Regions from separate parts of the Mus musculus genome. Here region 2 is linked to region 1. A link is a loop called in an ENCODE intact Hi-C map of the cell type or tissue named here. Cell type or tissue: left cerebral cortex. All regions are shown on one strand. Each heading gives the region's core, and the rest is flanking DNA. Links, peaks and the distances in the headings are about the cores only. Region 1 holds the start of Gimap3 (GTPase, IMAP family member 3). Region 2 holds the start of Gimap8 (GTPase, IMAP family member 8).

Evidence for each region. A loop is a pair of places that touch in the nucleus more often than their neighbours do. Peaks named below come from ENCODE experiments on the same cell type or tissue, not always from the same donor. Only the 100,000 strongest peaks of a DNase experiment are listed, where the experiment ranks them.
Region 2: it touches region 1 in a loop (9-fold over the local background); 38 of 42 quality-filtered maps call a loop at or near these places.

What each region holds. Positions count from the first base shown.
Region 1 is chr6:48,765,590-48,781,521 of GRCm38, reverse strand. It overlaps Gimap3 (GTPase, IMAP family member 3), which reads left to right and starts at 10,671. Exons shown (of 5, transcript NM_031247.3): 1 at 10,671-10,880; 2 at 12,676-12,785; 3 at 13,746-14,032; 4 at 14,996-15,030; 5 at 15,556-15,932. The coding sequence starts at 15,003. In left cerebral cortex, for the core only: a CTCF peak has its summit at 9,300 (motif pointing right); a DNase peak (open chromatin) is centred at 9,327.
Region 2 is chr6:48,636,871-48,652,802 of GRCm38, reverse strand. It overlaps Gimap8 (GTPase, IMAP family member 8), which reads right to left and starts at 5,569. Exons shown (of 6, transcript NM_001077410.1): 1 at 5,518-5,569; 2 at 5,276-5,396; 3 at 1,960-2,617; 4 at 1,700-1,742. The coding sequence starts at 5,367. In left cerebral cortex, for the core only: CTCF peaks have their summits at 5,639 (motif pointing left), 6,966 (motif pointing left), 9,616 and 9,819 (motif pointing right); DNase peaks (open chromatin) are centred at 5,637, 6,958 and 9,834.

The DNA.
Region 1 (15,932 bases), core at 5,326-13,325:
AATTTTTTCACCAAGACCATTTACAAAAAATTTAATTTCTAAACCATGCTGTAGATATTAACATTTTTAAATGGTGGTGGTGGGTGGGGGAAGACTGCTTCTTTTAATTTCCAGCCATATAATCTCCAAATCTGAGCACATTTGTCTGAAGCAGCACCTCCCTAGTCACTAAATAGTGATACAGTTTTACATTCCCATTGACAATGAGTGGTAATTCCATGTTCGTCTCTTTTAACCACTGAAACAAAATGCCTGAGATAATCAACTTAAAAAGAGGAAAGGTTTTCTTTTTTCCTGCTTTTTTTTTCCTGCTCACCATTTAGGAACTTCTGACCCATGGCCATTGTCTTTGAACCTGTGGTGGGGCAGGACAGCATGGCAGGTACCTATGGTGGAGGAAATCTGTTCCTACATGGACGGGATGAAAGAGTGAGGAGAAGAGACTCACAATACACATTAAAGGAATGGCCTAGCAACTTGCTGACATCTCACAAGGCCCTGCCTCTTAAAGGGTCTGCCCTCTCACACAGTAGTTTGCAAACATGCTATACAATTTCTATTGTCTAGTATTTGTGAAGACAAGAATATGATCTGTTTGGTTGAAAATTTCGTGGGAAGAGTGTGTGTTCTGTTGACAGTCAGAGTGTCTCATACAAACCAGTAAGCCAAATGTGTCAGTAGTGTTGTTCAAGCCACTGACAAACATAGTTTTCTGCCTGCTGCTGTACCCATTACTGAGAAACATGTTAAAATCTCTGACTACAACAGTGGATTTCTGTGTTTGTAATCTTTTAGTTCTTTCCATTTCTCTTCATGTCTTTTGAGAAATTTGGGATTGTTGCATTATCTTGGAGAAGTGGCATCTCCATCACTGGGCATGGAGTCCTAGCGTCTTCCCTGGAATCCTGGTCATATCCTATGTTCTGAAGTTTGCCTCTCTCGCATTATTATAGTTTTCTCTGAATGTTGTTTGAATTTAGTTTTAACTTACTTATATCTGTATTTTTAAAGTGGGAAATTCAAAGGCATCATATAAATGGGCCCTATTTTCTTTTTTAAAAAAAAAAATTTTATTAGGAATTTTCCTCATTTACATTTCCAATGTTATCTCAAAAGTCCCCCATACCCTCCCCCCACCCCCCTACCCTCTCACTCCCACTTTTTGGCCCTGGCGTTCCCCTGTACTGGGGCATATAAAGTTTGCAAGTCCAATGGGCCTCTCTTTCCAGTGATGGCCGACTAGGCCATCTTTTGATACATATGCAGCTAGAGTCAAGAGCTCCGGGGTACTGGTTTGTCCCGCGCGCTATCGTCTCGCCAGCAAGAACACACACGGACAACCGGATCCTTCTGCAGCAATGTTTTATTATGCTAGCTTCAGCATGAAGAGGAAGACCCCGAGCCCCAAAAAGGCACTGCTTATATACACCTCAGTGCGGCGTGTCCACACCTGATTGGCTGCTCTCTCAGCACGCCCCAGGATGGGCTGTGACTTGGCGCGAACACACTCTTGCACATGCGTATATTGCTTGTTTACCAGTTAGGCCACACAGGCACAGTGGAAACTGCTTCACACATCTCCCCCTTTTTGTTTTATTAAGACGAGGCTGGTCTAGGCCTCTGCAGTTACGTCCATCTGCTGTGGCTCCTGTTTTAGGTTGTTCCTCTAATGTCAGAGCCTTACCCGTCATAGGGTAACCCTATCACCACCGGGCCCCATGTCTTAGGTTGGTCTGTGCACGAGGAAAGTTGCCCGTCTCTGGATACCACAGAGCTGTGTGACAATAACCGCTAGATGGCCTAGGGTGAACTCTACAAAAGAGGCCAGCCAAGTTTTAAAAATGAATTAGTGGGGAAATCATGATCACCCTATCGCGTGCAATGAGGAAACCTCAGCGATGTGCAAGGGCTAATCAATGATCTTTGAGTCTCTCTCATCCCAGTGCAATGGATCCATAAATCCGTGGGGTGCAAGAGCAGAGAACTCAGATGCCGACTAATTCTTGAGCATAGATAACCAAATTTCAGGGGAAGCCCCTTGTTCAATGACCACAAGTGCTTGAGTGATCACGACCTTGTCACTTTTCTGTTGAGATCTGAGTTTGCAAACCAACCATAGCATAAACACTATCCCACAGCATAAAGCTGCGCCAAACAATATAACCCCCACCCACTCCTTAAAATAAGAAACTGCAGAGGTAAGCCAAGAGGTAAAATCTCCAAGGGTCACTGGTTCCACTCTGGTCCCATTAAGGTTCAGGATCTGTATCTGCAGCCTCGTCTGCAACCTTTCCAGCTCCTGTGACCAGTTCCCCTTCAGGTAATTCGATAGATCTGTACTTCTAATAAAAGAATCATTAATATACCTAACGGGAATAATGCACACATGCGGAGTGGATGCCACACAACTCATTTGTATGACATCCATCATCTGTTCCATTTTATGTTGTAAAATATCCATTCTCTGATTCACTAACATTCACCTGAGGCGATATGAGAATCCACCCTTTACAGGGTAAGCAATGCCTCAGACGTTTTTTCTGCTATCTGACTTATAGTGTCAGCAGTATTAATTTGATCTGCCCAATTAGAAATAATATTTTTCTTTAAAAAATATACAGGGTGTAAAAGGTTTATCCACATTATGCACAAAGCATAGTGTATAATTTAAATGAAAACTAGTACTCTTATACACCCGTGGCTCTTGAGGAGTTTGTCGTGCATAAGGCACATCCAAAAAACATTCCTTTGCAAAAAACAAAGGCAAGGTAGAAGAAATGGAATGTACCAGTAAAGGTACTGGCCATGATCTTACTATGGCCCACAAAGGTATACTTATCCTGGTCTCAATCATCAGGAGCAAGAGGATCATCTTGAGGTTCATCTTGCTCTTTCACGGTTGTTGTCAGTCGCGTTGGGACCCAAAGTGAATTTTCTTCACCCTGTGGAAAAACACAAATAGCTCCCCGGGATCTGATTAAGATAGGATCCGGGCCATACCATTTATTATCAAGGACATTTTTCCATTTGACCATTTCCTTTGGCCTATCGGGCTCCAAACTATGATGATCAGCCGCAGAGTGACCATGCTCATCAAGATTTTAAAAATTAATGGTAAAGAGTGCCATGGAAATAGCAACTCTTGGTACTGGGGATATCGCGTCTTCCACAATTCCCCTTCTTTGTTTTATTAAATAAGCTTTTATAGTGCGATGAGCACGTTCCACAATGCCTTGTCCCTGAGGGTTATAGGGAAGGCCTGTCAAATGTGTCACATTCATTTGATGACAAAACTGTTGAAACTTATTAGAGGTATATGCTGGTCCATTGTCAGTCTTTAAAATAGTGGGTTTACGCCAAGCACTCCATGCCTCCAGGCAATGTTGGATCACATGTGAGGCTTTCTCTCCTGTCAGAGGCGTGGCAAACATGATTCCAGAGCAAGTATCAATTGACACATGTAGATACTGACTTCTTCCAAAAGAAGGGATATGTGTAACATCCATTTGCCAGACCTGTAATGGCCTTATACCATGTGGGTTTATTCCCACATAAGGGGTAGGTAAGAATTCACAACAATTTTGGCTTTGAGTAACAATTTCTCTAGCTTTTTTTCTAGTTAATGCAAAGCGGCGGCGTAAAGTTTCAGCCGTCACATGAAAGCGCTTATGAAATTCTTTTGCAGCTTCTGCCTGGGAAGACAGAGCAACGGCCACAATCTTAGTGGCTTCATCCGCCAAATCATTTCTTAGAGACATAGGACCAGGGAGGCCCGAATGTGCTCTGACATGGGTGATATAAACGGGGAACCTTCTATTTAATAAGGCAAATTGTATTTGTTGAAAAATGTTGGCGACTCTACTGGAGGGTTTTATTACCCCAGCTGTCTCAAGAAGATTAACTGCATTAACTACATAGGAAGAATCAGACACAATATTAAGCGGTCCTGGGAAGGCCTCAAGAACCTCCAGTACCACTAAGCATTCCACAACTTGAGGTGAGGTTTCATTATATTGCTTAGATACTACCTTACCATTAACCACATAAGCACGCATACCAGTTTTTGATCCATCAGTGTACACTACAATCCCATCTGTGAGTGGATTCTTGGCTGTTACGTGCGGAAACACTATAGCCTGACTCAGGGCAAACTAAGATTGGATGCTTTGGGTAATGATTGTCAATCTGTCCTGAAAAGGAGGTGACTAAAATTGCCCAATCATTAGATGTAGCTGCCAAGGTCTGAACTTGTACAGAGGTATATGGTACAATCAAAAGATAAGGTTCTTTTCCAAAATAAGTAATAGCTGCTTTTAACCCTCGAAGTGCGAGTTGTGCAACTGCATTAGGGTACCAATCTATTATTTTAGCAGGAGATGCATTTGGATGAACCCATAATAAGGGCCCATTTTGCCACAAAACTGCTGTTGGCAATTGGGCTGTCTTAAAGACACACAAGTCAAAAGACTGTGACTCATCAATGCATTGCAATTGAGCCTCCTACAAGGCATTTTCTACAATTTGTAAAGCCTGACCAGCAGCAGGGGTAAGTGCCCTGGGGGAGATGTGAGGGTCTCCTTCCAGGATATCAAATAAAGGCTTTAATTCTGCAGATGAGATTTTCAAAAACGGTTTCAACCAATTTATATCCCCTAACAATTTCTGAAAATCATTTAAGGTATAAAGACAATCTTTGCGAATTTCTACTTTCTGCGGAACAATCTTTTCAGGATAAATGACTGACCCCAAAAATGTTCCCATCTTGGCAATTTGCACCTTTTCTGTGACTACATGCAATCCCCATTGTTCCAATGTTCTAACCAAAATGTTCTCCAAGCTCTCGGCAAATCCTTAGCCAGTCCTGCAATCCTTTGCTCTTTCTAGGCGTAATTGCTGTCCTGCACTCCTGTGTAGCCTGTTCAAAGACCAGCTGCTCTATTAGGGGCATTGCCTGCTCTGGATCCCCAAAGATTCTTCCTGCAGCGTCCATCATCCTGGCTACAAATTCTGAAAATGGCTCTTGAGGTCCTTGTATAATTTTTGTCAGATGTCCTCCTGCCTCTCCTTTCCTTGAAAGTGCTTTCCACACCTTAATGGCAGCAGCTGAAACCTGAGTGTATGCTCCCCAATTATAATTTGTCTGGTTGGCAGCATATTGTCCCTGACCTGTCAGTAGATCAAACGTCCAATTCCTCTGATCTCCTTCAGCAGCAGCATTAGCCCTTGCTTGTGTTTGAGAGGCATCATACCATAAGGCTTCCATTCTAAATACTGTCCCATATTAGTGAGCACAGCCTTTGCCACCATTTGCCAGTCTCCCGGAGTCATGGCCAAAGTAGCAAGTCTTTCGACTTGAGATAAAGTAAAATTGGAACTAACTCCATAATTACGGACCAACTCGGCAAGTTCTTTGATCTGTATGTGCTCCACAGACGCATGAACGCATCCTCCATCCGCTGCCTCAAAGACAGGAAACACCTGCTGTAATTTTTGCTGCTCGTCTCGAGGGATAAAAGTATCTGAACGAAAATTTTCCACATAAGATGGAGGGAAACTAGGGCCTGAAGACCAAACAACGACCTGACCCTTGCTTCCATTCCTTTTGGACTTCCTCTCTGATTCGCTAGGCCGTCTTTCATCAGGATGATGTCTCTCTTCCTCATAATGAGCATCTTCCTCCTCCAGATCTTCCTCATCAGTGGGACTAAGCTCCTTACTTGAATCTGAACCATCAAGTCCCAGAGCTTCAAGTTCCTTTACCGGATAAAGGCTCTTCTTTTGGGGGGCCTCTTTCCCCCCCGCTCCTCTCTCTTCTCTCCCGGGGCGTCCTTTCCCCATTCTCTCACTTCCTTGGATCCAGGGTCCGTGGAAGGGCCCTTTTTCTTAGGTATACCCTTTTTTCTTTGAGCTCCTAATCTTTTACCCCGCTCTGTTTCTGACATGCTGTCTTGAACCTCCTCCAGCACTCTCTGTCCTGCTTTCACTATAAGGAAAAGGATAAGTGCCGCAAAAACAATTACGAAGGCTTCCACTGCCCCTTCTAGTTGTGGAGAAAGACCAGAACCAAACATGCCTCTCAGAGCTTACCTTGAAAAACTTAACCTGGCTGCAGTTCTGAATCCGCCCCGCGAACAGAGGGTCTCCTCAGCGCCGGTGATGGTAAGGCGTTCCCAGGTTTTGGCACCACTTGTCCTGCACGCTATCGTCTCGCCAGCAAGAACACATGTGGACAACCAGATCCTTCTGCAGCAATGTTTTATTATGCTAGCTTCAGCATGAAGAGGAAGACCCCAAGCCCCAAAAAGGCACTGCTTATATACACCTCAGTGCAGCGTGTCCACACCTGATTGGCTGCTCTCTCAGCACGCCCCAGGATGGGCAGTGACTTGGCGCGAACACACTCTTGCACATGCGCATATTGCTTGTTTACCAGTTAGGCCACGCAGACACAGCGGAAACTGCTTCCCACACTGGTTAGTTCATAATGCTGTTCCACCTATAGGGTTGCATATCCCTTTAGCTCCTTGGGTATTTTCTCTAGCTCCTCCATTGGGGGCCCTGTGATCCATCCAATAGCTGACTGTGAGCATCCACTTCTGTGTTTGCTAGGCCCTGGCATAGTCTCACTAGAGACAGCTATATCAGGGTCCTATCAGCACAATCTTGCTAACGTATGCAATGGTGTCAACGTTTGGAGGCTGATTATGGGATGGATCCCTGCATAAGACAGACTCTAGATGGTCCATCCTTTTGTCTCAGCTCCAAACTTTGTCTCTGTAACTCCTTCCATGGGGTCCTATTTTCTAATAGCCTAACAGGCTATGGTTTGAAAATATGTTGGCTATTCATTTAATGTAGCTATTAGTGCTATTGAATTAAAGTAATCATCGTATATCTGGTTTTGATCTTTCTGGGTTTTCCTAGCCTTAATTTTTGCCCTATTTTGTATTGAGTAACTTTTGTGATTTCATTTGGTCACTTCTAGTGAATTTTATTGTTGTTGTTGTTGTTGTTGTTGTTGAGACAGAATCTCACTTTTCAACCCTGGCGCTGACCTAGAACTCACTATGTAAACCAGGATGGCCACAAGCTCAAAAATGTCTGCCTTTGCCTCTCAAGTACTAAAATTAAAAGTCCACTGTATCAACTTATTATTTGTATCTCTTTAGAAAGTTTTAAGAACACTGACATAGGAGCTATGCATTTAAATTAGTACATACATTATTAGATAATAGTATACTTACTAAATAATACAGAACACATAATTTAATGCTCTAAAATATCAGTCCCACTTTCCTGCTGCTATGCAATTTTGTGAAATGTAACTCTCCATTATATTATATATTTAACAGATTTGTCTATCATTTGCCTGTCATCCATTTGCCTATGAATCAAATGGGCAATTAGAGAAGCTAGAGATGGGTCCTATACATAAACAACAACCATAAATCAAGTAACCAGATGAAGGAAACAGTGCTGAGAGCCGTGGTGAGATAAAAGCCTTCACTGTGATGTAAGAGGCAGAGGCAGCCAGAGAAAGAAATGTCAGCATCCCAGGGTCGAATCAGCCCTCTGCAGTCATTTAAGACTAACTCACGGAGATGGAGAGATGGAGAGATGGCCGAGCAGCTAAGAACACTTTCTGGTCTTCCTAAGAAACCAAGTTTGGTTCCCAGACCCCACATCAGCTCACGGCCTTCTGCAGTTTCAGCTCCAGGGGACCTAATACCTTCTTCTGGCATGACCTTCACTCATGTGCACACACAATCACATATTCATACACACAGAAATAAAATAAACATTCTCCCAGCACTCCCACCAGCATTGCCAGCTGGTGACCTTGGCTATCTCTCGCTATGCTTTTACAGGCTTTGATTTGTCAAGTACGAGCGACCATTGCTCTCCTACCCTTTATTTTCCTCTTCTCATCCCTTTTCAACCCCCCTCTCTATTTCACCTCCTTTACTCTGATTCTTGCCCTGTCTCATCCCTTTTTATCCTCTGCTGAGTTTAAATTAATTAACTTTATTAAAAATAAGTTCTTAAAAATTCATTTAACCTATATTTTCTCTTTTATATGTATAAATGGTTTTGTCTGCAATGTATATGTGCACCGTGTGCTACAGTGCCTGCAGAGGCTAGAAGAAAATGTTGGGATGAGTTACAGATGGTTGTGAGTGCTGGGAATTGAACTCGAGTCTTCTGAAAGAGCAGCTGATGGTCTCAACTGCGGTTATCTCTCCATCCTCAGCAGTTTTAAATTTACAGAAAATCTGAGCAGAAAGTACAGAGGGGGCATGCTCTCCTTACCAGTTTCTCCTATCAGTAACATGTTGCATTAGTGGAGTATTGTTGCTGTCCATGGAATTGTATTCATGTATTTTATTAACTAAAGTGTGTAGCTTTACAGCAGGGGTCACTCATGGTGTTTGACATCCTGTGGGTCCTGACAAGTGGGTGATAACAGCAACCCACAGGTCAGATAGAATATCTCATTAGCATAGATTCCTCTGACTTCACTGTTCATTTCTCCCTCTACTTCCCCAAGTCCCTGACCACAGGTGATCTTCACAGTTGTCCTTTCCAGCATGCGACAGAGCTGTGGCTATACAGCACAGAGCCCTGCCAGATCAGCTTCTTTCACGTAGCAGCATGTATATACGTTCCCTCTGAGGCTCCATGTGTCCTGCTAACGCATCTCTTTGTAGTTCCCATTGCCCGGGTGTGTCACACCCACCTACTAAAGTGTATCTGAGTTGTCTCTGCATTTGGATGGGCTTTGTGAACAAATCTGCCATAGGCATTCGTGTTTGGACTCTCGTGTGGGTACAGCAGCATGGTTTTAAACAAGGTGATGAGAAAGGAGGGCTCTCTAGAGTAGCAAGTCAAAAGGAAAGCATTTGTTGAGGCTGAGAGGCGACGGTTAGCCTTCAGTGAGTAAGAACTTTTTATGTGCAAGCATGAGAACCTAAGTTGGAATCCCCAGCATCCAAATAAAAATCTGGGCATGACTGCTTGTGCCTGTAATCTCAGCATCGGGCGCAAAGTGGCAGGTCCTAGAGCTCCTGGCAGTCAACCTAGTAGAAATCAAGAATTCACTGAGAGATCCTATTTCAAGGCAATAGGGTATCGCAGTAATAGAAGACACCTTCAGTCAGTCTTCTGGCTTTCCTGTGTTCACTCAGGAGCATGTGCACGTGCGAGCTCAGGCACATCAAAAATAAACAAACAACTCCCCCAAACCACTGTTCAATATTTCCAGACTGGGCAAAACAGAACACAGCAAACCAGCAGGTAACCAGCAGGGGGCAGTGTTTGCAAGACGTCGACGCCAGTTCCCACTCCCTTCCTACAGTTTTGAGCCTCAGGCTCTTGTTCTCATTGGCTGCAGTCTGGCTTCCTTTCCTGCTGACCGTCCCTTCACAGCAGGATGCACCTTCCCTTTGGAGGCGTGGACCAGAAAGCTGCAGTGAGAAAAGGTTCCAAACAATCCCTGAGTTCTGTGAGGAAGAAATCACACTGCAGGAGCTGAGGTGGATTCAGGAACCCACAAGAGCATACATGTCAATTAAAACAACAAAACAAAACAACAGCCAGGCAGTGGTGGCTCACACCTTTAATCCCAGCACTTGGGAGGCAGAGGCAGGCAGATAGTTCTGAGTTCAAGGCCAGCCTGGTCTACAGACCGGGACAGCCAGGGCTACACAGAGAAACCCTGTCTCGAAAAAAACCAACAAACAAAACAAAACAAAAAGCTAAGGATATGAACATGCAGGTTATAGGAACAACATCTATATTCATTTCACCCAAATAGATCCCATATCCCACTCTCCTCCTTGAACATTCTTTTGTTTAAAAAAAAAAAAAAATCACCCAAACTTGGGATTGGAGGGATGGCTCAGTAGTTAAGGAGCCTTACAAGTGTTAATAGTTCCAGATCCAGGGGATCCAGCAGCCTCTCCTGGCTTCTGCAAGCACCAGGCATGTGCAGAGGGCACTTGCATACATGTAGGCAAAACACTCATACGCGGAAAAGAACAGCAAGTGAATAAAAAAGTGATCTGAACTCAAACACACGGCTAAGTGGAACTCCTCCAGGGAGGAGACCTGGCTCACTCCGGATCCTGAGTCCTGCAGGGCAGCAGGCAGAGGCACAGGGACTTGGGATTCCACTAAGTGCTGTTGCTTTGCCTAAACCATACTATAGACTGGGTAGCTAGCTTCATGGCTTCTGTGGAGACAAGGTCTGCCCAGGTGAGAAAACCTAAGCCTTGTTCTCCCATACTCTCCCTAGAAGCCAGGGTACCTTAGCCAGGCTCAAGCATGATAGCTATTGATCTGTCCAGTGGGCCCTGGAGAGAGCCACTTTAGGCTCAACTGCCACCTCAAATTCCATCTAAGAAGCTACCTCCGGATGGCAGAGGTAAACAGCAGAGCAGAAGAGATGCATGCTGTCTGCCTGGTGAGGAGGAGCAGAAGCTAGAGTCTTGGGTTGCCCATGCTTTTAGACTTCTAGATTCTCTTAGGCCCATAGAGAATACTTTGTACACAAACATCTCAGTGGTGTGGCCGATGAGGGTGGAGCAGGAAGCAGAACTTTTTTTTTTTTTTTAAATCAACCTTTTCCACTGGCTGCCTTCTTCAGTGGCCCTCAGAGCACCCCTTTTCAGAGAAACTCATGTACATCACCCTTTCCCACCCCTCAGGAGACACCGTCTTCCTCCCCCTGGAAGACAGATCTTGTGAGCTGGCCTTCACCTCTTGTAGCTCTTGTACTTTTACGAAAGACTACAAACCAATGTGAGAGGCTGCCTAGGCCTGGAAGGTAGCTCCACAGTGGCTATAGATCTTGAATGGAAAGATCCTCAGGAACTCACCAGGTAACAGGGATCTTGTGGTGTGTGTGTGTGTGTGTGTGTGTGTGTGTGTGTGTGTGTGTGGTGTTCTTCTATCCTGCTCACCCTTAAATCTACCAGTAACAATTAGTGTCAACCTGAAGGGAAAGACAACTGATCTTTTTTCATAGACTGTAGAGAAATTCCTGTTCCCCAGGGACTTTTAGTCTTGTCTGTGGAACATCAGTGAGTTTTCTCCCTCACAGAACAAGGCTAACACACCACTGAGGACTCAGGAGAGGTGGACTCTTAGACATTCTCCTTGCTTTCCAAGGGCGAAAGGGAGCAGACAAGCTTCTAAAGCAATTTCCCTAGAGCTGTCAGCCAGGCTTGTATTGAGTGTCTGGGAACCAGAGAGCAGCTGGAGGGGAACCAGTCTTTGGGACGGGGCATCAGACCGGGTTTTGTGAGCTGGGAAATTAGAGTTGTGGCAGGAAGATGGAACGTGGGCCCCATGGGTGATCTGAAGTTCATACACTACCCATCGTCCAGAAGGAACCCTAGCTGTCTGACTAGCATTCGCTTTATCCAGTCGGGGTCAGGACTCTATCAATGGATAAGAACAACCCCAGGCTCTTCCCCAGAGCCTTGGGTTCCTCGATGTTGGAGAGCAAAGGGACACCAGATGTCTTTTTCCATCACTGACTGTGGTCTGCACTCTCTGACTGGCTAAATTATCTATTGGCGTATCATCTCACTGAATCCAGTACTCACTGAGTGGCTGGACTGGCTATCTTATCTCCCCGTCCCCTGCAGGTTTAATTTTCTTTCTTTCCCATCACTTTTCTTTTTCTTGGTGAACATTCACAGTGCTGGGCAGGAGGGAATTTGTTTTGTTTTGTTTTGTTTTTCGAGACAGGGTTTCTCTGTGTAGCCCGGGCTGTCCTGGAACTCACTCTGTAGACCAGGCTGGCCTTCAACTCAGAAATCTGCCTGTCTCTGCCTCCCGAGTGCTGGGATTAAAGGTGTGCGTTCACTCAGGTTCATCTGTTCACAGAAAGCATTTGCTGTTTGTTTTGGATAAAGTAATACATTCTTTAAAGACCAGTCAAAGCAAACAGAATGAAGCTGCAGGCAGTAAAGCTTTTATTCCCGGAAAGGACCCCATGACCATTGCACACTGGTTTTCCCTCATAACAGCATGACACATTTTCCCCATTAGGACAGTTTGTTCTCAAGATGCTGTGGTGAAGGATATGGGAAAGAAAGAATGATATTATCAGTTTTCTCAAATGAGACCAAGATAATCTGCACAAGGCCAACACACAAGTCTGTGACCTTCTCACAGTGCTTCTAAGTGTGGCCTGCCCATGCCCTCTTCCAGTCTCTTCCAGTCCTGCATGAGGGAAGCACTGCCAGGGGAGGGCCTCTTAGATATGGGGAGCTCTTCCACTTTTGCTAGCTCCAAGGTTCAACCAAGGGCCAGAAATAACTGACACACACACACAAACACACACACACACTGACTTCTTAAAAAATAAACGAAAGGACTGACAGGTGTGTGGGTGAAGTGGTGGAGTGGTAGGGGTGGGCTGACACTTGGATCCTAGTGGGTGGGGACAGGGCACACTGCTGTCTTGAAAAAATGGTGGCCCAGCATAAAATGAAGGGGACCGCGTGGGAAAGGGGTACAGATGAGAAACAGCAAGGTGACAGTCATTTTGCTGGAACTGTGTGGGTTCAGACTAGAGAAAGCACTGGAGAGGAAAAAAAAATGTCTAAAGAAAAAGGCTTGAGAAGCAATGTTTCCACTCTTGCTTTCGCTCCTCTTTCTCCTCAGGCTTGATTCTGAGATGGCAGCAGTTTAAGGCTCTCAATTTGGAGGAATGACCTGCCACCAGTTGCTTGGCCAAAGGCATTGTATGAGTACTCCTGCCTGAGAGACTGTTGGTAAGCACCTAGGGGCGCCAGACCCCACCCATCAGCATACGCTGAGGAGCACAGCCCAGGGAGCTGTACAGGAAGCAGTGGTAGTGTGACCTTCGCTCTTTCATCGGCAGTGTTGTTCAACCTAGTCAGTCCCCTCACAGACGTGTAAGCCGCTCAGGGCTTCCACAGGGCCTCAGGACTGAGCTTCAACCCTTTCCTCTTCTTTCTTACAAAGAGAACAAAGCAAAGCTGAGGGTCGAGTTTGGTTCTCTGCATCTTTCTGCTTCAGCTGAGCCTTGGCTTTGATGGACTTCAGCTCTCCAGGGCAATGGAAACAACAGATTCAGAGATTTGCTTTAGGAACTGGCTCACATGACCATGGAGGGACAGAATGCCTGAGCCCTGCAGGTGTCTGGAGGCTGAAAGTTACTGGGCTAAATGCTGGATCCTGGCATCCAGTGTTGAAATTAAAGTTTAATTTATATTTATTTTAATTTATATTTCTTGTCAAGTTGGTCTCTGGACGGTTTCATATGTGGAAGAGCTAGAAAACATCTAGAAAATCCATTTGTTTCAAAAAGTGTTTTTAAGTGACACACCAGAGACCCTGAGGTTCTGTAATTAGACATTCTTTTTATTTTATTTTATTTTATTTTATTTTATTTTATTTTATTTTATTTTGGTTTTTCAAGACAGGGTTTCTCTGTATAGCCCTGGATGTCCTGGAACTCACTCTGTAGACCAGGCTGGCCTTGAACTCAGAAATCCACCTGCCTCTGCCTCCCAAGTGCTGGGATTAAAGGTGTGACCACTGCCTGGCTAATTAGACATTCTTTAGACACTCATTTTGAGGCTAATGTTGGATATTTTCGTTTCATTTTGCTTACATATGGGATTGACTACATATAGAATTAAGTAAAAACCAAATTGCTGGGCACGCCTATGAGGGGTTTTTTGCTTGTTTAATTAACTGTTTTAAAGGGAGACCAATTTCTAATCTGGATCCTTGAGATGGGAAGATTCACCTTTAACCTGGGTCATACCGTCACACCATCTGCTGGCAGCCATGGAAGAAGGAAGCTTGCTCTCTTTGCTTCATTACTCTCATTCTCACTGTCAAGTGCATTCCTTCACTGGCATTAGAGCATATTTCTTCAGGATTCCAGTGTATACTACAGACCATCTGAGATGTCCAGACTCATGGACTGAACAACTACTGGACTTCCCATTGGTAAACAGGCATAGTTGGACTGGCTGGACCAGAGACTGTAAGCCATTCTAATAAATCCCTTTTCTATTGTGTGTGTGTGTGTGTGTGTGTGTGTGTGTGTTCTATTAAGTTCTGTTCCTCTACAGAACCAGACTAATACAAGACCTTACTCCTGGAACATAGTCAAGGAAATACTCAAAAGCTTTGACAAGCAGGGGCCTGAATTTGGAAGGTCTGTATAGGTTCTTCCTGGTAAAAAAGCTGGGAAGTTGTTCTCCCTAACCTGGTACAAGAGGTAGGTAGAGTGGGGTAGGACAAGGATCAGAAAGGCTTGTGAAGAACAGGGTAGAAGGAAAGGAAGGGCCTGAAAGAAAGACACCCTCGAGGTGTTTCTAATCCCAGGATTGAACTGGAAACAGGGAAGCTGTAGATTCCAGGAGCACAGCACATTGACTATGCAGCCTTAGGACTTAGCTTTTCTTTCTGCTTACTGGGGGCAGCCCACCACTCCCAAACAGGTCCCACAGTGCACTCCTACTCCTTGGTGAACAGTTGCTCCTGGTTTTCTGGGAACTTTCCCAGGTTAGGCAGAGAAAATCCTGTGGTCTGCACTCAGCTCAACTCTGGGCATGGCAGAACCATTGCCAGAACGTGGGAAGAAGTTCATTTGTCTCTTGGAGGTACTGGGGGTCAGTTTCTAGTACTGGGTTCCCAAAGAACCCCAGATAGCCATGTGCTCATGTGCCCGGTAGGAAATAACTGAGCAACTTAATGAACTATTATTGTGGGATGAAGATTAGTTATGGTGACAATGAGTATATCCATATGCTCACGTGCACAGACCCATTTCTTGGGTCTTTCTCCTTTGGGTCATCTAGAACTACCTCTAAGTATTGCGTGTGTGATGTCAGCAGTTCTTTCTTTCTTTGCTCTGATGTCTCTTCCTACAAGATATTGGGCTTGGTATTGCATGTTACATTCAAATCCAATATGAACACTTTTTGCATATTTCTCCTTCTAGAAAAAAAATGGAAACACTTCAGAATGTTGTAACAGGTAAGAAGGCTGGTGGAGGTAGGACTCCCTTGCAAAGTCAACAGTGACTGCCCAGTGCCTAGAAAGGGACAAACTTCCCTCCAGCACCTAAAGCAAGAGAATGTTCTCCCAGATAATTGGACATATTAGGCCATTAACTGTTACACTCTCCAAAGCAAGGGCAAGTTCTTCAATATAAAATCTCACTGTCTGTAAAGTAGAGATCTGGATAGATGGGAGGAGACAGAGATAAAGAAGCAGACAGTTAGAATGACCAACCCTAGAAGGCCCTGAGCATACTGCAATGGCCTATCATCTCAGAGGAAGGTCCTGGAATAGTGCTAAAATCATCAATTCTTCAGGAAAAGATGTGTTAGACACTAAACATCAGGAACACTTGATCCCAGAAGTCCCCTGTGTGATGGGTGTAATGTTGGTAAAGCAGAGGGGTTGAGTTCCTAATTGGTTCCCGCTAATTCCTATCAGTTTTCAGCCATCCTTTTAATGGTTCATTTCTTATACCTGAGCTTCCCTACACTCCCACAGGCGGAAAGAAAGGTGGCTGCACCTCAGGGTCAAGGCCACTGAGGATCCTCCTGGTGGGCAAATCTGGCTGCGGTAAAAGCGCCACAGGGAACAGCCTCCTCCGACGACCAGCATTCGAGTCCAGGCTCAGAGGCCAGTCTGTGACAAGGACCAGCCAGGCAGAGACAGGCACATGGGAGGGGAGGAGCATCCTAGTGGTAGACACACCCCCCATCTTTGAGTCAAAGGCCCAGAACCAAGACATGGACAAGGACATCGGAGACTGCTACCTGCTGTGTGCCCCAGGCCCCCATGTGTTGTTGCTGGTGACCCAGCTGGGACGCTTCACAGCTGAAGATGTCATGGCTGTGAGGATGGTGAAGGAGGTCTTTGGGGTA
Region 2 (15,932 bases), core at 3,860-11,859, 130 kb after region 1:
CAAGGCCTGTAAAAATCAGTACATTGATAAAACACCTCCACTCCGTAATTCTTATAAAAAAGAATACCTTCCCTGGCTACTAATGTACAAACTGTACAAATAATATACTTATCATTTTAAATACTTTGGGGACTGAAGTACATGTATGTTACTTCTTAGCACATGATGTCAGTTACAATTATTATTACTACTAAATGTCATAAATGACTTTTTTATTATCTTGGTGTACTTTAAGAGGAAAGGACCTTGTCTAAGTGATTCACTGTGAGAGTTTCAGTTCTTACACAGGGCTGACCCAGAAATAAGCTAAAATGTATCTGTGACTTCATAGGCTGGTATGTCCTCACTACAGACGTTCTAGTTGCTATTGCATAGTGACCCATGTTGCTACAAAGGACACACAACTAATAGAAGTCAGTACAAAGATGCTATGAACTCGTGCCATTCGTGAGGAGTGTTTCCTTGTCCTGAAGTAGAAATTTCTGGTTTCTTTGGAGACTCAGTTGTGTCATGTAATGTTTTTCTGGAAACTCTCTCATGAGAGGATGTTTTTCCTAAAGCATACATGTGAGAGGATGTTTTTCCTAAAGCATACATGTGAGAGGATGTTTTTTCTAAAGCATACATGTGAGAGGATGTTTTTCCTAAAGCATACATGTGAGAGGATGTTTTTCCTAAAACATACATGTGAGAGGATTGTTTTTCCTAAAGCATACATGTGAGAGGATGTTTTTCCTAAAGCATACATGTGAGAGGATGTTTTGCTGAGAACAGACACCTGATGTTTTTCTGGAGGCAACCTGGGAAAGGGGCATGTGCTAGAGGGGCTGTGTGAGAGAGCATGTGATGTTAGGAAAGGGTATAAGTATAACTCCATGGACAGTGGGTGATGATGGGTGGTATTTGTGTGCCTTGCCATTCTTTACTGGTCATCGCTGGGCTTTGCTGACACTGGGCTTTGCTGATGATGCTGGGTAGTATTGGCAGGCCTTGTCATTCTTTGTTGGGCTTTCATAGAGAGAAATGCACCAAAAAAAAAAAAGTTCTGGTGGTGTTCTGGTGGCCTCTTGCCATTTCCTCAGATTCCAGCCTATTGGCAGAGCCTTGCTGTTTCTTCTGGATTGATCTGCCTTTGCTGATTCGTGAATAGCATTTGTGAGATCTGCCATTGCTGATCCATGTTGGTGTTTTGCTAGAGGACTGAACTGTTGATATACTGACAACAAAAACTGGACTCGCCACCAAAGAACCATTTCTAAACAGGTTTACTTGCCCTGTATCCTAATAACTTCTCTTTTGCACTACCTCTGGAGGGTGGTGGGCTAGAGAGGAAGTTGAATGCTTATTAAAGTAGGTTGGGAAAATGTATGCCAACATGGTCCCCATCAGGAATACTAGACTTATGTCCAGGAAGAAGAAACTGAGTTAGGCAGAAAGCCACAGAAAGCAAGTCAGGCTCCATAGAACAACAGAGGAGGCCAGGGACACTTGCAGTGTGCAGCAACTTGAGCTCTGACGGCTGCTTCTGTACCGATTCACACATGTCAGGAGTCCTCTGGGAACAGGTATGGATACCCACAGAGAATGGGTCTCCATGTATATTCTGTTTCTTATTTGTTAGTTTTCCCACTTTTCTTTGGATGGGCAAAGTATTAGAAGAATGCAGACATGAGTCTAAATGTTTAGGTGATCAACTTACCACACAGAGTGTCCCCTTCATATGTCACTCCATTCCCACAACCCTAGAAAATAAAAGGGAGGATGACACACACATGCCTAAAGGAGGTCATCTTTTCACACAGTGGCAGATGGAGACACAATCTTTCATATCCAACTCATATCCTCTCAGTGATGAGTCCTTGGGTTGCTTCAGGTTTTGCTATTTCAGAAGATGCTGTGGTAATCATGCAAGCTAGTCTATTGATTTAGGTTTATCTTCTCTCCCCCCCCCAATCCTACCTGGACTCCACTGCTTTCCATTTTTAAGGGCTCAAAATATGGCTCAGGGCTTTCCATCATCAAAAGTTCAATTGCATCAAGCAGCTTGAACACCTGCAGTTCCCGCTGCTTCTTGTCTGCCTTGTTGTTGAAAGTACAACATCGTCGACTTCCAATGTTTTTAATCAACTCCTTCAGAGACTCCTTGCTCTCAATGTAGTTCCACAGGGAGTCTTCATCCAGCTCATCTTCCCGAGTGAAGACCACAATCATGTGTCTGTAGGCTTTAGGGCCAATTTTACCCCAGATGCCTTCAATGGTCTCCCTGTCCTCCTCTGTATAGTGGCCAATGGGAGTGACCAGGAGCAGCACACAGTGATCATCAGCTAAGAGCTCCAAGCACTGCTTCAGGTTCTGCTGCCTAACCTCTGAACAGCTCAGTGAGGAGAAAAGATCTGGGGTATCGATGACAATGACCTGTTTCCCTCTTACTGACACACTCTCGCTCTGGCATCTGTCGGTTACCATGTGATCACTGAACTTGGACTCGAACACGGCTTTGCCCAGAATGGTGTTTCCTGTGGCACTTTTGCCTGCGCCCTGTTTCCCTAGCAGGAGGAGCCGCAGTGTGGACGTTCCCTGGTTCTGCTTGAAGTTGCCCTCCTGACCCTGGCTGGCACTGTTGAGACAAAAGCAATACATGAGTGCTCCATCCATGGCAAGAGGAGAGGGGACAAGAGGAAAGCTGTCCTCCTTGTTCCTGAGAATTTAAACTACTCGGTTGGGAAGCAGCTCAGCTGTAAGGTCTTGCTTCACAAGTGTGAGGCTCCTGAGCTCCACAGTGGCAGGTGCTTGTAATCACGGAGCAGCAGAGACAGGCAGTCACCCTGACGGCAGTAGTCAGCTAGTCTAGCTTACAGTAGGGATGGAACCAAGGGCAAGCTAAGCCTCATCTCCAGCCCATGAGTTCTGATTACAAAGTTTGATATTTACGCTAGAGGGCTCAATGTACTCAGAAAGTTTTAAGGAAGAACACAAAGTCTCCATAAGCTCATCTCAGAAGAGGTCAATGCTAAACGTGTGCTTGCTTCATACAATTCCAAAAGCTGGGACAACATGTTAAGACATTAAAAGTTATTGGGATGAAATGAGTATAGTCTGTATGTAATTCAAACCCAAACTTGAGGTCTAGGGGTAGAGTTTTATGATTGTAATGCATTCCCCCAAAGTTGGAAACTTCATCCAACATTCAGCAGTGTTGGGAGATGAGACCTAAGAGATAAGAAGGGCATGAAGCCTCTGTTGGCCCAATCTACTCACAAGTAGATTGATGCCATCTGGTGGGAATGTGTTGCAGAGTATGAGGAAAGTGAATGAATGTGCAGTGCTGAAGACATGACCCAGAAGTTAAGAGCACTTGCTGCTCTTGCAGAGGACCTGGGTTCAGCTCCCAGCACCCACATGGCTGTTCACAACTCTCTGCAACTCCAGTTTTAGAGAATCTGAGTCCCTCTTTTGGCTTCTGCAGTAACTGCATGCATGTGTTGCATATTCATTTTTTAAGTAAATAAATCTTTTCAAATGAGTCTGTACCCCTCCTGCTGCTTCTTATATACCCACATTTCCCTTCTCCTTCTCATCATAGTACAATAATATGAAGGCCTGTGCCAGGTGTGGACCCCTTAATCTTGGACTTCCCAGCCTCAGATATTTGATGACCTGAGTATATAATGCACTAAGGCAATCCACTGGGCCTGCAAGTAGATGGACAACCAGCACTCCATCCTTGTGGAAATGTTAACTAGTGACTAGAAGTGGTTAGAAGGGTAATCTGGTTTCATGAAACAGTGTCCCCAATGCCCTCACCACGATCACACCACCTTCTCACTCCAGGCCAAAATCTGTGACCTCAGGGTGAGTCCCTTGCAACCAGTCGACAGAGAAAAGGACGACCTGTTTGGCAGATGGTTCTGTACATGTGGGCACCACCAACAGAGGACAGCTACCTCACTGTGGCCAAGGCTTGGGCATCTCTTGAGAACACGTTGGAAGAATATTCTCCCCATGGGGCAGAACTTTGAGCAGCGCACCTTGTTCATTACACTAAAAGAAGAAATGGTCAGATGTGCAACTATTACCAACCCATGGGCTCCAGCCAACCATTTGGCTGGATGGTGTGGATTTGGAAACAACATGGCTGGGAAATCGGTCTGGAAGAGGTGTCTGGAAGGACTGCGAGGAAGACAAGCAAGAGAACTTCTGAATGCCCATCAAAAACTGACCTCAGCAAAGGAAGAGCTTGATCATCAAGCTGACAGGGTGACCCATTCTGTTGGTGCCAGTCATCCTCTTCCCCAGTCACCTGATCATCAGCCAACAATCTCATCACAGTGGCCACAGTAACATGGATAGGGACTATACATGGGTCTGGTAATATCAAAGTATACAGTGCCATCTCTCTATAGCAGGATTCATGGGTCAGCAATTCATGGGTAAAAATCAAATGGGAACGACACTACTTGACCTCAGCAAAATCTTTGCTTCCAGTCCCCAAGATCTTACACTTTGTTAGCACAGAGGTCTTGGCTACAAAGAGCAAAATGTTTCCACCAAAAGACAATCATCACCCTATCCTGGCAGTTGAGTGAGTAAGTCTGTGAGTCCCGCTCTGTCTTCCCTGGATATTGCCCAAGGGTACCACGAGTTCAACCATTGGAAGGAGCTTCTGTGATTCATCCCACATCAAGGTGCAAGTGGTCCCAGAGAAAAGAGATCAGAGAGGCCTCCAGAGCCCAGCGGGGGAAGACGTTTAGTCCTAGACAGTGAGTCAGTCAGCATAAGAAAAGGAGTTAGCAGGTGAGGGCCAGTTTGGATTAAATGTACATAAACTCAAGACTTCCTTCAATACATGACTAACTGGATCTTTCTGTGAAAGGACTGGAAATTGTTCGAAGAGAGAATATAGGACATAGATACTGCCATCTGCTTCTCCAGGAGACCAACAGTCCCAGTGACAACCAGTGACTTCCTTCTGGGAGTCCAACCCCTGAGACACTCCCTGCTGGATCTTGAACCTCCCTGTCTGCCACACTTCTGTCCTCTTCTTCCTCCTTAGGTGTGAAGCCTTTCCCCACAGACCTCCTGGCAGGCAGCTGTTCCACATTCTTTCTTGGGAAAAATACGGTACATCCCTACTGGATCTGGTTGGAGTGACATAATTCCAGCTCTTGAAATCCAACCCAACACAGGGCAGACTGCCTTCCACAGTCTAAACTTATCACCCCCCCCCAAGCTATAATAGACCCCCCCCACACACACACACACCTCTGAAACATACCTCGGTCTTTCCCCCTGTCCTACTGATGCTTCACAGCTTCTGTGCTCTGCCTGGCTTCCTGCAGCTGCTCCTTGGTGGGATGAAGTCGCCATCTCTGCCCTCAGGTCAGTGGAAGCAAATCCTAAAGAGGGCCAAGAGCCACACAAGGAGAGTTAAAGATTTACCAGGCCACCCCAGTCTCCCTGGCAGGAGGATTTCCAAATGTTTCTAGGAAGAAAGAGGTTTCTAGAAGCATGTCTTACATCAGTAGAGCCTGAGAAGGAGCTCAGAGCACATAGGATGAACACGGAAGGGGCTTAGGGAGGGGCCGGTGTGAACACAAAGGCACAGGTCTTCTGGAGATGCCCTTGGGTGCCACCATGTGGCTGTGGGAGCACAGTCATTCACACTGCTACAGACAAAGATGGTAACAGAAAGGCCTACTTGGGTCTTGTCCTAGTAAGCTTCAGCTATGAATGTAACACAGACCTAGAGTCATCTGGGTAGAAAAAAAAAAAAAACAAAAAAAACACGACTGAATGATTGCCTATAACAGACTGGCCTGTGGCCATGCCTGAGAGCCATTTTCTTAATTGCTGATTTATATTAGAGTCCGTCAGGGTGGCCTGTGTCATCCCTCGGCAGGTGGCCCGAGCTGTGTAAGAAAGGCAGCTGAGCAAGCCAGAGGGAAAGGTAAGCAGCATTCCTTCATGGTCTCGGCTTTAGCTCCTGTCTCCAGGTTCCTGCCTGGAGCTCCTGCCCTGGCCTCTCTCCTGCAGATTATCACTTGTAGACTGAAATCAACCTTTTCCTCCTCAAGTTGCTTTTGGTCTTGATGTTTATCGCAGCAACAGAAAAGCAAACTAGATCAGGTCTATTCTTTGCAAAGACCAAAATCGGAAGTTTTTGATGAAGTCAGTTTGGGAGTAAAACCCAGCAGACTTTCCTCTTGGCTCATCCCCACCACCGTCTCCCTCAGCCTGGACTGATCACACAATGTAGATAAAACTACAAAGGAACCATTTGCTTTCTCCCAGAATAAAGTGCTCCCTCATAGATGAGAAAAAGCTTTCCCCCAGCTAGCAAAACACAGAAATGTTTGAACCTGAGTTTTCATATGACTCACAGAACTCACTGTGTCCCAGCGACCTAATCTGATCTGTACTTCCTAAGCAAGGGGCACACTGAGAACAGCATGGTTTCCTTGTTAGAAGTCTAAAGTGACGTGTGCTTATGCTATAAGGATCCTGAAGGATTTGGGGAACAGGGCACATACAGACTCATACACTGGCAAAGAAAACTGCCCTATCCCCCTCCCCCTCCCATTCACTCACCTCACCTTAATAAAGAAGGTCCACTCATAGAACAGTCCCCACCTCCCCTGGGCACCAGGTCAGTGCATAGAATACCATCTAATTAAAATGTTGAGGTGAAAACTATAGACTAGGATATACAGGTGCCTGTGAGGCTGAGCTAAGGGCTAGCAAGCTCTTGCTGCTCCAAAACTGAGAAGCCATGGACTTGGGGGCGGGTCGGGGGGAAGGGCAGGCGTCCTAAATGAAATAATAAGCTTTGGAAGAGTGCTTAAAGTGAAATTAAAGCTTCTCACAACTTCTTCGTGACTTAGCAGGTCGACGATTGGTTTGCTGAATGATTTTGCTCTGCGGCCTTTCTGGTTTGGCTCTAAGGAAGGATGGGGTCTCCTGCCCTCTAGTGGCCGTGTGTAACGACACATGGAGCAAATGAGAACCTGAAAGGTCCCTGCTGACTCTCCTAGCTCTCAGTAGGGACAGGACAAAGTGGGACTATAAACTAACAGAAATTGCATAAGGAGAAAGATGCGGTCATGCAAGGAGGAGTCTACGACGGCCATGAATTGTGTTAGACACAGAGGCTAATCTGTGCGTCACGCACTTTAAGACCAGCACTTGGGAGGCAGAGGCAGGTGAAGCTCTGTGAGGTCCAGGCCAGCCGGAGCTACATAGTGAAACTATGTCTCCAAACACAAACAAAAAAGAAGAGGGAACATTTGCAAGGATCCCACAGTCTCAAGTCAGGGAAGCCGCGGAGCCTGCCACAGTGAAACTACCTATGGGGTGTGAGCACCGTGGTATGTTGGCGAGCCGTGGGAGCAAGGGAGAATATGTGCTGTGGAAACCCCCACTTCCCTTCTGCAGTTGACAGACAGTAGCGGAGGCTACATTTGATGGAACCTGTGAGTGAGGAGGATGATAGCGCACTGTAATCTGGAAGGGTCAGGAGCTACGTTTCCCCCTGGGAGGTTTCTCGCTTTTGGTGTGTGGTGTGAAGACATTCAGGGAAAGTTTTCTGGAGTGCTCTGAAGATCTCCTTTTCTGCCCGCTCCTGTTCCTGTCCTGGTGCTCAGTGCTGCTTTTGAGAATGGCAGGAGCAGAGCATGTGGCTATGATGTTCACCCTGACACTTTCCATTCTGCCAGGCTTTCTTATGCACCGGACCTACCAGAGGAAGTAAAGTTTTACTTTTCCAGAGTGGTGGCAAGTCCTCCTCCACCTCCTCCTCCTCCTCCTCCTCCTCCTCCTCCTCCTCCTTCTTCTTCTTCTTCTTCTTCTTCTTCTTCTTCTTCTTCTTCTCTCTCTCTCTCTCTCTCTCTCTCTCTCTCTCTCTCTCCTGATTTATGGCGAGTTTTGGTTTGTGAGCATCTTTTCTGGGTCAGTTCAGTATAACCAACTAGATAGCTTTAAGTGAAGACTGGGACCATTGCATCCCCGCGGTCAGGGAAGCTTCCTTTCCTTGGGGGAACCCAGAAAAAAGGTGCAACTTGAGTTAATGGGGTACAGTTGGCTCTTCTTTCCCTCCAAGTGCCAGCATTCAGGGTAAATGTTGGCCTCTGGTTGAACCCATAATGCAATGTGTGTCCTTTTATTCCCTATAACTGATCTCTAGAATTGGCCTATGTTTAGTCTCCAGACACTGATCTTAAAAAACTGCCAAGCCTCTCCCCCAGCATAAGTGAGCCCCACCTCTAGTTAACACTAACCAGTTCACTTCATTAACCTGTCAACAACCAACCCTTTGCCTTCGCCCAGCTGTTCTGAATACCTGGGTTAAGCTCTGTGTTGTCAAGGTACAAATTTTCTATCTTGATTCTGCTAAGCATATATGCTTATTAAATGTAGTCAACCTGTATGTTCTTTGGGTTTCTTCTTACATTGTTCAATAGTGTTCACCCCATGTAATTGCTTATATGTCGTTTGTGTGTGGGGGGGTTGCAGGGGCTAGCCTGTATCCATGACTGACTTGGGTTTTAAGTATCTATTTTACTTAGCATGTGGGAAGCACACATGAATACTGAGTTCAGAAGACAACCTGAAGGATTTGGTTCTCTCTTGCCACGTGGGCTCTGGGAATTGAACTCAGGTTGACAACAAAAATGCCTTAACCCACTGAGCCATCTTATCAGCCCTAATTTTATGTGCTTGTTATCAATATATATGTTCTGTATGCCATAGTAAAATATATGTTAAGTGGTATGATTTCATGATAAAGTTTCTCCACTCTCAAAAAGACTTTGATGCTAGTGGCCTATAAATATTCAAGAATGCATGACAATTTTCAGACAAGCTGGGCTGCCTAGCAGAGAGGTTCAGATTAACCAAGCCACCTGGAAGAGGCTGCAGGCTGGGCAGTAAGCTCCGGGTTCCAGTTTTCTCCAGCGGGTGGGCTTTGGGGATGCAGTTGTCTTTGAGTCACTTTTGATCCTGTAAGTAACCCCTTATCCATATGCCTATAAGCAATCCCAATAAAACTCACTGGTTCACCCAACTGGACTCTGGTGGCATCCTTGCTGTGGTCAGTTAGTCAGCTTCCTATGTGAAAGTAGATATTTGTCTCCCCAGAAGTGTCCCATGGCAGACAGTAACAGAAAATGACTCCTACCAGAGTCCCATTTCACTCTCCAAAAAAAAAAAAAAATGACACCTAACATTTTAATCAGTGGAACCCTGACTTCTCACAGAACTGCTCTCTCTTTTTTCTACCCCTGTCATAAGTAATAACTGTACATGGGGGAACGACGCATTCTGTTGGAAGAGAATTCAAAGAGAGGCTGTTTTGTTTTCCAGTTTCTTCTATAATGTGCTTGTCCATTTATGTCCCCAAACTGGAATCTGGTGAAATACCAAAATAAAATGACAGATCAAACCATTATCCTTAAATAAAATAAGAATTAGATACAGAGGACTAAACTCTTCTAGATTTATAGCTCGCTACTCTGTATGAGATCATGGCTATGTAATCAAACTGGCCAGAAGAAAACGAGATTTAAAGACTGTATTATTTAATTTTCTGTTGGTGTGATAAAAAAATACCATACCAAAGCAACTCAGAAAAGGAAGTGTTTATTTGGCTTACAATTGCAGAGTGGATGTGTGGTGGCTTGAATAAGAATGGCTGCCACAGGCTCCTGTCTGAATGCTTGATTCAAACAGTTCCTGGATCTGTTTGGGATGGGTTAGGAGGCATGGCCTTGTTAGAGAAGGCAGTCTTTTTTTTTTTTTTTTCTCCTAGAACCATCAAAAATGTGCACTAGAGGGCGCTATGTTCTTCGAATACCAGCGTCCATGCATGTGAGATTTCTGCATCCTTCATAGCCCATTCATTGAAGAATCCCAGACAAGTTGCACTTTAAATGGGAAACAAGGGGCTGGGGATATAGCCCAGTGGTAGAGCACTTGCTTAAAATGTGAGGCAGTGGGTCAATTCACAGACTGAAGAGAAAGGAAAAAAAAAGGAGTTAAATCAATTCCATCATGGGGATGCATCAAATGGTATCGCTCCCAAACAGGTCTATTTCCAAAAAACACAATATTGAGAGTCTACAGATTTGGGGGTGGGGGGGGCCCTATAAAATTATGAAAGCTAAAGACTGTTCTCACTCCAATTTTTCAAAAAAAAAAAAGAGGCCAGCAATAATAACATTAATTAAATGTTTACAGTATGATTAATTTAATCGATTGTTAATATGTTTTTCTCATATTATCAAACTCCTCAGTCAGCTGAATGATGGCCAAAAAAGCAGAGTCAGATAGCAGACAACTAACTGACTAAAGAGAGCTGGAACTTGAGATGGGCAGTGTACGTCTGGCTCCACACTTTGGAAGCTCAGAGTTGAAGGGGAGACAATGGGGAGGTAGGGGAGTGGGCACAGCAAACAAACCGGCAAGGGCAAGTGCTACAACAGTCCATGAGCTGAGCCGTTGGGGTTTTGTTTTGTTTTGTTTTGTTTTGTTTTGTTTTGTCTTCTGTCATTTTTGTTTTGTCTTTTGTCGCATTTGTTTTCTCCCATCAAGATTCTCTTTATCACAGGCCCAAAGCAAAACAGCCAAAGGACCATGAACCAGACCTCTCTCCAAAACTGTGACCAAAACACTTTCTTCTCATCCAAAGTTAATTTTTCCAGTATTTTGTTGTAATAACAGGAAGCTACCCAACTTGAAGGACATTAGTGGAGAATGCTAACGGGGAAATAAAAGCAGGCAGCAAGCACAAAGAGAATAGATGTGTAGTGATTTTGATAGTGTCTTGAGTCAAAGCCTTCTGAGATGTTGACAGCTGTACCGGAACCATGAGTGACAAGAAAGAACTCTGGGATGAGGGAACATATTTCAGAAAAACCTCACAGAGGGAAAACAGAGAATAGGAACTTTCTGTGATGCAGTATGGGTTTTAAATCATAACGAATGCCAGAGGAAATATGCAAATAGCCTTGACTTTGGTGGCTCTAGGTTTAAGTTTTCAATGTCACTGTGGTGAAGTGGTTAATATGAATCCAGTAGCAACTTCGAAGTCCGAGTTTTGAGCTTTTCTGGAGTAAGGTACACATGACAAATTCTCTCTCATACTGGGCAGCAGCATCAAGCCACGGCCACAGCCAGCCCTGCTGCTCCTCAGGGGACCATAGTGTAGGTGTTAAACATGCTGGACCTGCAGGCTTCATCGGACGATGATGGATTTATCAGGAGAGAGCCACATCATGAGTGAAGGGACATTTGTGTACTGAAGAACTGGGGAGTACGGGAGGGCAGCAGAAATGACCTGGAAGCACCTGGAGGGCAGCAGAAATGACCTGGAAGCACCTGGAGGGCAGCAGAAATGACCTGGAAGCACCTGGAGGGCAGCAGAAATGACCTGGAAGCACCTGTTCCAGTTCTGTCTGGTTTATTTCTCATTCTCTTAAGGAAGCCAGCGGACAACCTCAGGTGTTGTTCCTCAAAAGCGGTAACTACCGGTTCTTAGGGTTTTTTGTTTTGTATGAATGTATGAATATATGAATATATGTATGTATGTATGTATGTACATGTATGTATGGGTGCATATATGTATTTATGTATTTTGAGACAAGCTCTCATTGGCCCAAAGCTCACCCACTAGGCTAGGCTGGCTGAGCAGCAAGCCCTGGGGCCTACCTGTGTCACTCCTGGTATTTTTATATGGTCTCTAGGGATGAAACTAAATTCCTCATGTTTGCAAGTCAAGTACTTTGTGACTGAAGTATCTCGCCAGCCTTCTTTAAGCCACATCCTGAGGTTGAATCATCATTGTGTGACTGAAAGGACACGCAGTTAGGGCTCACCTGTAAATATATTTCTGGCTGTAATTTGGTAATGTTCTGCTGGGGAGTTTGTAATTATAGTCCTGAGTGAGACTGGCCTAGTTTTCTTCCGTAGTACTATCTTGTTATGGGAGTCTCCTTGCCTGACTTTGAAAGTGTTTCCCACATTCTCTATGACTGTACGGGAAAGCCATTTAATGGGGTTATGGGGATAAAGATCTTATTTTTCTACTGAAAATTCAACTATTGTGAGTAATTGTGACCCAGCATATATTCTAGAAAGTTGTCTGTTTCTTATAACTGTAAAATTGATTATTTGTCCATAGAATTCTGTGGTGTTTATAAAAGCATTGTATGCACGGTCATGCTCCACTCTGCTTCCTAACACTGTGTGGGTGCTATGTTCCCCTCCTCCCTCTCCATCCCCATAAGAGGTTGTCTGTTTTGTCTTTTCGAAGAAGTAGTTTTGATGTATTCTGTAACCCATTATTTTTATTGCAACTTTTCTGTTTCTATTTTAACATCTTAATTTTTTTTTTTTAATGCTGGAGATCAAGCCCAGGGCAAATGTTGGTGATCTGCCTCAGAGTTATACCCTCTGCCTACTTTTGCTAATTTAAATTGGACTTTTGTTTGTTTGTTTGTTGTTATTGTTGTATTGATGGAAGTTCTAGCTGCTCACCCAGGCTAGCCAGGAACTTGCCCCTGATATCACCCGCAGTCTCTGGAGTTCTGCAATACAGATGCGCACCACAGCCTGCCCTTTCACTATTAGATTCCCGATGTTTCTTCTTTTCTAATGAATGTGTTTACAGCTACATTTTCCTCTAATTACTATTTTAGTTATGCCTCACACGTTTTTGAATGTAATGTTCTCGGAGTTTCATGTTCGCAAATACTTATAATCTACATTGCAATTCTTTTCTTTGACCTGAATTATTTTTTAAACCATCTACTAGATAGAAGCTTTTATTTGTAATTCATGAGAGAAATTTGATGACAATTTGAAACTACCCAGGATTGACACGTTGGGACTCTGTCACCTGACAGAGCTAAAGGATCTGGTCTTCTGAGCCCAAGGAAGCTATGCAGGTGGTGTAGGAAAAATGAAGTCTCCTCGAGAGACATCCTGATGAGGACAGTGACCAGTCACATCAGCATCTGCCTGAAACACCCACAAGGTAGACAACAGGGAACAGGGGAGCAGAGTGAGGGCAACAAGCTCTTCTCCTCACCCACCACAGGCCCATGGTGGAAACCCTACAACAAAGGGCAAGCTAAGGAACTAAAAGCACACAGGCCTATTTCATATAAGCTTTATGTGCCACGGAAGCCTTCAGAAATAAGAGACTCACAGAAGCAGGGAGGCCTATTGACTGACTGTCCATTCAGTCAGTTCTCCGAGAAAGTGACTGCAGAACAATGGGATATTCTTATCTAACAGTGATGAAAGTAAACAAGACCAGTTGAATCCAGTTCTCCCCAGCATCTCTATGACTTTGCATTCCCCTTGCATAGAGAGGACTCCTCTGGAATGAGGTCAAATATTCTTTTGTGGCCACTTCAAGGAAGTAGGGAGAGGTGGAAGTGACCATCTGACAGCTGTCATTTTCTCAAATATTAAGATACCATATTAGGGGTGATGTGTCCCCACCAAAGACACTACAGTTCTTTTGTGATCAAAAAACTGATGTAGCGTAGGCTTAGATACTTTAACTAGGGTTCTTTAACACTTCAACCTCCCTTCTAGCCCACCTAGAAGGTAGGGGAAAGGAAAGAGTAATAGGAAACAGGGTTTGTTGAGCTCTTTAGAAGTAGTTCTTAGGGTGATTCCAACCTTTGTTGTCAGGATATCAGCAGTCTAGTCCAAAACTTTAAACATGAATCGGTAGTGTCAGTCAAGTTCAATTGGCAAACACCAAATATGAATCAGTAGCAGCAGTTCCATCCAGAAGAAGCCATGAGGCTCTGCCGAATTAGCACCAGTCAATGGAAGCCACAAGAAGCAGCCAGAATGTTTCTTTATAAAGTCAGGACAAGTGAAAATCAGTGAAGACCAACACTTCACTGTCTGTGCACTGTCTGTGGGGTTATCTTTATATTCTTTCTAAACATCACATGTTCTCTCAAGTGTTTGCTCCAGCAAAATATCACATGCTCTTCAGAAAAACAACACGTGTCTATTCCAGTAAAACATTCTCTCACATGTCTGCTTCATCCTCGCATAAGACAGCTTCCAGGAAAACATCACATGACACAACTGAGTTTACAAAAAAACCAGAAATTTCCACTTCAGTGTGGCCTCCCCAGTCCTGGAAATCATATAGCCTTCTCTCTCACATTACCCCTGTAGAAAATGAATGGTATGCTGATACACTCTGCCCATCAGAGAATTCCCCTCTCAACTCTCAGGACACCCTGTGCATCTCCATGCCACCCTCCCCAGGAGCCTTACTTGCCAAGGCTTCTGCAAAGGCTCTCTTGAATCCACATGCTAATCTTGGAGCAACCCACCACTCCACTAGCATTTCTCCAGGTGCCAGAGAGGACCAAGTCAACCCCTCACCAGGAAAATTCCAGCTTCTTCCTACACCCAAGGCCCCCTTCCGGGATGTATTCAGTTCACTGTGGTTATAAAGGGAGTAGTGACCACGTGGTCAGAAGCAGCTGTGAAATGCTGCAGAGTCCAAGAGCAGCCGTGGGTTTTTCTCTTATGGTTTTTCCAGAAGCAGAGTCTGCTCCAAGGTGGCCCTCCTTGAATGCTGCTAGAAACTGCTAATGACTGAAGATTTCATGCCTAAAGGAAAAAAAGACAGTGTGCTGCATCACCAAGCATCTGCCCCAGGGCAGAGGTAATGGCTGTTCTAGTGGGAGCTGCAGCTGAGCCTTTGGAGCAGAGAGGAACACCATCTTGAGATCCCTGCTGCCTCCTCCCAAAGACACAGCTGCGCAGTTGGATAGGAGGGAATCTTCACATTCCCCAGGGCCTTGGACAAAGCCGATCACCAGCCCTTGTGGACCTCTGCCCTTCACACCCAAAGCATCCTCAGGCCAGTAGTCCAGGGTCAGGCCCACATGCAGGGCAGGTGGCGGGGGTCAGGGGGGAGCCCACAGTCAGTTCCTCTGCCCAACTCTGGTCAAAGATCAGAAGCAGAAGTTCAAAATGGTAAGGAAAAAAAAAAAAACCTTCATCAAAGTCATACAGACCCTGGCCCTTACCTCTAAACTCAACTCTCAACCCTTGTTTCCATTTGAAAAGAACTTCTGTGCCTTCACTGGGGGTCCAATCATGAACCCAGTGACAATTCTTCACTGACGACCCACAGCTGACCAGTATCACACAGATCTAAGCCACCTTCTGTGGAGAAAAAAAACAAAAAAACAAAAAACCTTGGGTCTTCAAAGACCTTGTCCCACACAAGGAGGCATCCAGGAAGCAGAGCCTGAAGTGGTGACCCTCAATTGGCAGTCTGAGAATTATTAGGAAGATTCCAGAGAAAAGGAGCAGCTGCAAACAGCACAGGACAGCAAGGATGCCACAGTACATCTCAGCAGGAAACCCTCTTCCGTTCAGCCCCCCTGGAAACTAAGCACAAGCTGCAACACAGAACTCCTTGCCTCTCCTGGTCAGCTTCCAGTTACCACCACCACCCCACCCCAGGCTGGGCAGCTGTAAGCCCTGTCTGTATTAATTCTCATTACTATGACCAAATTCCTGCCAAGAAGCAATTTGAGGGAGGTAGGGTTAATCTGCTTATAGTTCAAAGGGGACATCTCATCATGAAGGGGAGATATGGCAGCAGTGGGGAGGTGCTTCAGGAAGGCTTGCTGTCAGGAACAGAAGGAAGCTGGGAAGATGGAGGCAAAGCTTGTGGCCTAGGCAATTATTCATAAATAGTAACTCTCAAGAGTTGTTATTTTGGGAACTTGGGTCCAAGTAAAAAAGCCCATGGTCACACTAGTGAGATCAGTCCACCCACCCAAATCTAATGCTGGGCCTCTCCACTCTACTCTAGATGCTGAAGAGCTGCCTCAGGAGGTACACACCTTGAGACAGTCAAAGGCTTTGAGGCATGCTTTCAGTTT